2 separate regions of the Homo sapiens genome follow, and region 2 is linked to region 1. A link is an interaction called in ENCODE POLR2A ChIA-PET data of the cell type or tissue named here. Cell type or tissue: OCI-LY7. All regions are shown on one strand. Links, peaks and the distances in the headings refer to the core of each region. The heading gives the core; the rest is flanking DNA. Region 1 overlaps LOC101927687 (a long non-coding RNA gene). Region 2 has its middle 530 kb from the start of SATB2.

What was found. ChIA-PET counts read pairs that join two places held together with the same protein. Peaks named below come from ENCODE experiments on the same cell type or tissue, not always from the same donor. Only the 100,000 strongest peaks of a DNase experiment are listed, where the experiment ranks them.
Region 2: POLR2A ChIA-PET joins it to region 1 with 12 read pairs; 2 of 35 experiments call an interaction of 5 or more read pairs at or near these places.

Annotation. Positions count from the first base shown.
Region 1 is chr2:199,905,813-199,908,740 of GRCh38, forward strand. The region is part of intron 2 of LOC101927687 (a long non-coding RNA gene); the gene reads right to left. Among named protein-coding and RNA genes, the nearest start is that of C2orf69, 4.0 kb to the right of the region's middle. In OCI-LY7, for the core only: no CTCF peak of the experiment used is centred there; a DNase peak (open chromatin) is centred at 1,319.
Region 2 is chr2:198,925,354-198,928,281 of GRCh38, forward strand. No RefSeq gene overlaps it. Among named protein-coding and RNA genes, the nearest start is that of SATB2, 530 kb to the right of the region's middle. In OCI-LY7, for the core only: no CTCF peak of the experiment used is centred there; no DNase peak of the experiment used is centred there.

The DNA.
Region 1 (2,928 bases), core at 325-2,824:
AGGGATCCAACTCCTTTTTTTGCATGTGTCTATCCATTTGACCCTGTACCACTTGTTAAAAGGCTTTTTTTCCCCATTGAATTATCTTGGCACTTTTGTTGAAAAACATTTGACCGTAAATTTAGGGTCTATTTCTAGACTCTCGATCCTATTTTACTGTTTTACATGCCTATCCTCATACCAATATGCACTGTCTTGATTATTGTAGCTCTGTAGTAAGTACTGAAATGGGGAAATGTGAGCCCTCCAACTTTGATCATTTTTTTCAAGATTGTTTTGGCTATTCTGGGTCCCTTGCATTTCCATACACATCTTAGGATCAGCTTAAACATTTTTGCAAAAGAGGCAGCTGGAATTGTGATACAAATGGCATTGAATCTGTAGATCAATTTGAAAAGAACTGTCATCTTAACAATAAGTCTTCTGATCCATGAATATGGGAGATCTTTCCATTTCCTCCCATTTAATATGGGAGGTCTTTTCAAATTTCTTTGAATAATGTTTTGTAGCTTTCACTATATAATTTTGCATTTCTTTAAATTTATTCCTAAGTATCTTTTGATGCTAATGTAAATGGAATTGTTGTATTTTTATTGCTAGCATATACAAACATGACTGTTGTATTGATTTTGCATCCTGCTGAACCTGTGTATTATTTATAATAATTTTTTAGTGGATTCCTTAGGATTTTCTATATTCAAGATCATGTCATCTGCATGGCTTTACTTCTTCCTTCCCAATCTACACAGCTTTTATTTCTTTTTCTTGCCTAATTGCCTTGGGTAGAACTTCCAGGATGATATTGATTAGAAGTAGCAAGAGTAAACATCTTTATTTTTTTCCTATTCTTAGGGGGAAAACATTCAGTCATTTATCGTTAAGTATGTTAGTTGGGTTTTTCATAATGCCCTTTATTAGGCTGAGGAAGTTCCCTTCAACTCTTAGTTTGTTGAGTGTTTTTAATCATGAGTGTTAGATTTTGTCAAATGCTTTTTCTGTGCCCATTAAGATGATTATGTCATTTTTGTTTTTTATTATATTGATATGGTATATAATGTTAATAGATTTTCAGAGATTAAAAACCAACTTTGCATTCCTGGGATAATCCCACATTTTTATGGTGTATAATTCTTTTCATATGTTGCTGGATTTGGCTTGTGTATTAGTCCATTCTTGCACTGCTATAAATAAATACACAAGACTGGGTAATTTATAAAGGAAAGAGGTTTAATTGACTCATAGTTCTGCATGGCTGCAGAGGGCTCAGGAAACTTATAATCATGGCAGAAGGGAAAGCAGCCACCTGCTTCACAAGGCAGCAGAAGTGAGAGAAGTGTGTGAAGGAAGAACTGTCAAACACTTATAAAACCATAAGATCTCGTGAGAACTCACTCACTATCACAAGAACACCATGGAGGAACCGCCCCTGTGATCCAATCACCTCCTTCCCTTGACATGTGGGGATTATAATTTGAGATGAGATTTAGGTGAGGACACAGAGCCAAACCATATCAGCTTGTTAATATTTTGTTAAGGATTTGCTGTATTTTGAATTGATTCAATTTTTTCTACCCTTTAACATTGAGTAAAGTACAATATATGCAAGTATTTTTAGCTAATTATTGCATTTGAGGATTCATTGAGTGGTAAAGATAATCTGTAAGGTCTTGACATGTAGTGATTTGCATTTTGAGGAAGTAGGTGTCTAATAAATTATATACCACAGGAACAGGGTACATGGTGTTGCTTAGCTGGTGAAACTAGCCAAAGAATAAGCTTTCAAATCCCCAAATGGCTCTATTCTCTAATTTTTATTTTATCAAGCACTTTGGGGGCCAAATTACATGCTAGAGTGGCATACCTCATATGAAGCCTGTTCCTCTCAAGGCCCAGTTTTGGCAAACAAGCTTATTAAAACACAAAAAAATACCTATTCAAAACCAAGAATAATTTTTTAAAACTAAAACTTTTCAATCTCTTAAAGAACATCAAATGGGATCCAATTAAAATCTCACAGAACTTCTCAAAATCATTTCCCCACTCCTCTCCCTCTCAACTGCTCACAGAAAGCCACATTTAAGGGCTTTTGCTGCTCGCCCACCCCCACCCCCCCGCTTTTTTTTTTTTTTTTTTAAAGACAGACTCTTACGGTGTTGCCCAGGATAGAGTTCAGTGGCTCAATTTTGGCTCACTGCAACCTCCGCCTCCCGGGTTCAAGTGATTCTCCTGCCTCAGCCTCCCGAGTAGCTGGGATTACAGGTGCCCACCACCATGTTTGGCTAATTTTTGTATTTTTAGTAGAGACAGGGTTTCACCATGTTGGCCAGGCTGGTCTCGAACTCCTGACCTCAAGTGATCCGCCTGCCTCGGCCTCCCAAAGTGCTGAGATTACAGGTGTGAGCCACTGTGCCCGGACTTTTTTGTCTTGTCTATTTTTTTCCCCCATCTCCTGCCTTCCTGTATCCACCCATTTCACCTTTCAGTAGAGAAGCTGCACATTTGTGGCCCCTAGGCCAAATATGGCCTATGTGTGCATTTAATTTAATACGGTGTTTTACAAGCAAATTTAATTAGTTGTCAACATTTACAAGTTGGCAAATGAAACATAAAAATCTGTATCTGATTTGTGTCGAGAAATCTCTTAACAAGTTTGAAGGTTTGGCAAAATGTTGCCTTCATTTTACAACTGGCTAGCAGTGAATAGTGACTGCCTTCTTCAAATATGACATCTCTCTAGTTTGCCAGTGTTTACATTCCCTATTGTTTATTTGTGGCCAATTTTACTATTTATAATATAGACCTGGCCCCTGTAGATATTGGAGTTTGTGCCTTTTAATGCTGTCCTTTCCATTGTAAATTAGCCTTTCTCAGATTCCTTCCAATTTTGCAACTTTTCTATTATATTGAATAGCATTAAAAAGGTCTGAG
Region 2 (2,928 bases), core at 118-2,617, 980 kb before region 1:
TACATACCACAGCTAAGAGAAAATCTACCCCAGTATGTGAGATTAGTTTAATAATCATAATGTAATACCCCATATCAATAGAATAAAAAGCAAAAATCATGCAATCATCTCAATAGATGCAGAAAAAGTATTTGACAATATTTAACATCTTTTTAATGATATAACCACTCTACAGGCTAGGAACAGGAGAGAACTTCCTCAACCTGGTCAAAGATATCCATAAAAAACCAAGAGTTAACATCATATTTACTGGTGAAAGACTGGATATTTTCTCATTAAGATCAGAAACAAAAGAAGAATGTCCTCTTTCCACTTCTATTAAATATTGTACTAAAGTTCTAGCCAGGGCAAATAAGAAAATAAACAAAAAAAATGGCATCCCAATCGGACCACAAAAAGTAAAACTATCTCTGTTTGCAGACGACATGATCTTGTATATAGAATAGCCTAAGAAACTCACTTTAAAAAAAGAATAAACAAGGTCAGCAATACTGCAGAATTTGGTTTCAACGCACAAACATCAATTGTCTTTCTTATACTTGCAATATCCATCCAAAAAGAAATTAAGAAAAAATCAATTTATAATAACATTAAAAAGAATAAAATACTTAACAAAGTATCCCATGCTCATTAATCAGAAGACATACGATTTGGATAGCAATATCCCCCAAACCGATCTACAGATTTAATGTAATACTCATTAGATCTAGCTGATTTCTTTGTAGAAACTGACAAGCTAATTCTAAAATTGATATGGAAATTGTAAGGGACCAAGAAGAGCCAAAACATTCTTGAAAAAAGAACAAAATATGAAAAACTCATACTTCTCAATTACAAAACTTAATTGCAAAGCAATGGTAATCAAGACAATGTGACATTAGAATAACCATAGATATATAAATCAATGGAATAGAATTGAAAGTCCAGAAATAAATCCCATGCCTATATGGTCAACTCATTTTTGACAAGACTACCAAAACCATTCAATGAGAGAGTAATAGTTTTTTCAACAAGTAGCATTGGAATAACTGAATACCACAAGTGAAATAATAAAGTTTTACTCTTACTTCATACTATTTCAAAAGCTAACTCAAAATGGATCAAATAATTAAATGTTAAGACCTGAAACTACAGAAACCTTAGAAGAAAACATAGGGATAAATCTTCATACCTCACGTTTGGCCATAGTTTCTTCTGTCTGACAACAAAAGCACAGGTAGCAAAAGAAAATATAGACAAATTGAGCTTCACCAAAATTAAAAACTTTTGTGCATAAAGGAATGCTATCAAAAAAGTGAAAAAGACAATCTACACAATTCAAGAACATATCTGAAAACCATATATCCAATAAGAGTCTATTACCTAGAATATATAAATAACTCTTACAACTCAACAATAAAAAGACAAACCCAATTTAAAATGGACACAGGACTTAGAGATTTCAGAAGAAGAAACACAAATGGCCAACACACACACACATACACACACAAAGATGCTCAACATAATTTATCATTAGAAAAATGCAAATCAAAACCACAATAATGAGATACCACTTTACACCCACTAGGGTGGCTATAATAATAGTGTTAACAAAAAAAGAAAATAATAAGAGTTGATGAAGTAGTAACGAAACTGGAACTCTTGCACATTCCCAGTGGGAATGTAAAATGCTGTAGCTACTGTGGAAAACAATTTTGGTGGTTCTTCAAATATTAAAACATAAAATTACCACATGACCCAGCAATTTCACTCCTAAGTATATACCCAAAAGAATTAAAAACAGGAGTTCAAGCAAAACCTCATATACAAATATCACAGCAGTGCTATTCACAATAACCAGAAAGTGAAGATACCCAAATATACATCGATGAATGGAATGGAAAGCAAAATGTAATATATCCATATACTGTAATAATATTCATCCATAAAAACATTAAGTACTGATACAGTAATATGTAAGAATCTTGGAAACATGCTAAGTTAAAGAAGTCGGTAACAAAAGACCACATATAATATGATTCTGTTTATGAAATCTCTTGAATAGGCAAATCTATAGATACAGAAAGCTGCTTAGAGATAGGGAGACGGGGCACATGAAAGTAATTGCTAAAGGATATGGGGTTTCTTTTTTTGGTGACTGAAATATTCTAAACATGACAGTGGTGATAATTGCACATATCTGTGAATATACTAAAAATCATTTAATCGTACACTTTAATGGGTGAGTTTTATGTAAATTATATCTCAATAAGCCTTTTAAAAAAAAAGAAAAGAAAAAGAAAAAGCTATGGTGCATCAAAAATTACCTGAATCATCTTTTCAGAAAGGTTGATATTAAAAAAAGAAAAGGTTAGTGTACACACACACACACACACACACACTCCCTCATATTAAGGTGATTTAAGTGAAGATCTGAGAAAGGTAAGGAAAGTAAAAATGAACATGTATACAAAGAGAAGCTCAAGAGTGAAGCACGGACACATGCTATATGCTTGTCCATGGGTTGGTACCTGATGGCCAGCTGAGTTTAACAGCTAAGGCCAGCTTCTGGCAAAATTAGCAAGCCATCTTTTCCCTGAGAGTCAGTTTCACTACCCAGCACCTAGCTCTCTTAGAACTTTTCCTTTTAACTGATTGTCAGGAAATCCCTACAAAAGTGTTAACTGACAATTTAGGCATGAGTCTTTGTGGGAGGTTTGGCAGAAGGAATTGTTCTTTGAATTTTTACAAGAAGCTTCTGGAAAAAAAAAATGGTTACAAAGAAGGAGGTGGAATTTTGAGAAGGGGAAAGTGCTGCTAGTGGCCGTGGTTCCTGTGTGTTCATGCAGCTGCTGCTTCCACAGGGAGTCCCCACAAGGCATCCTTTCTCCATGAGCTCTGCTGAGCCATCGCCCTGACATAGCCACGTAATGGAACAGCCACCCTCTT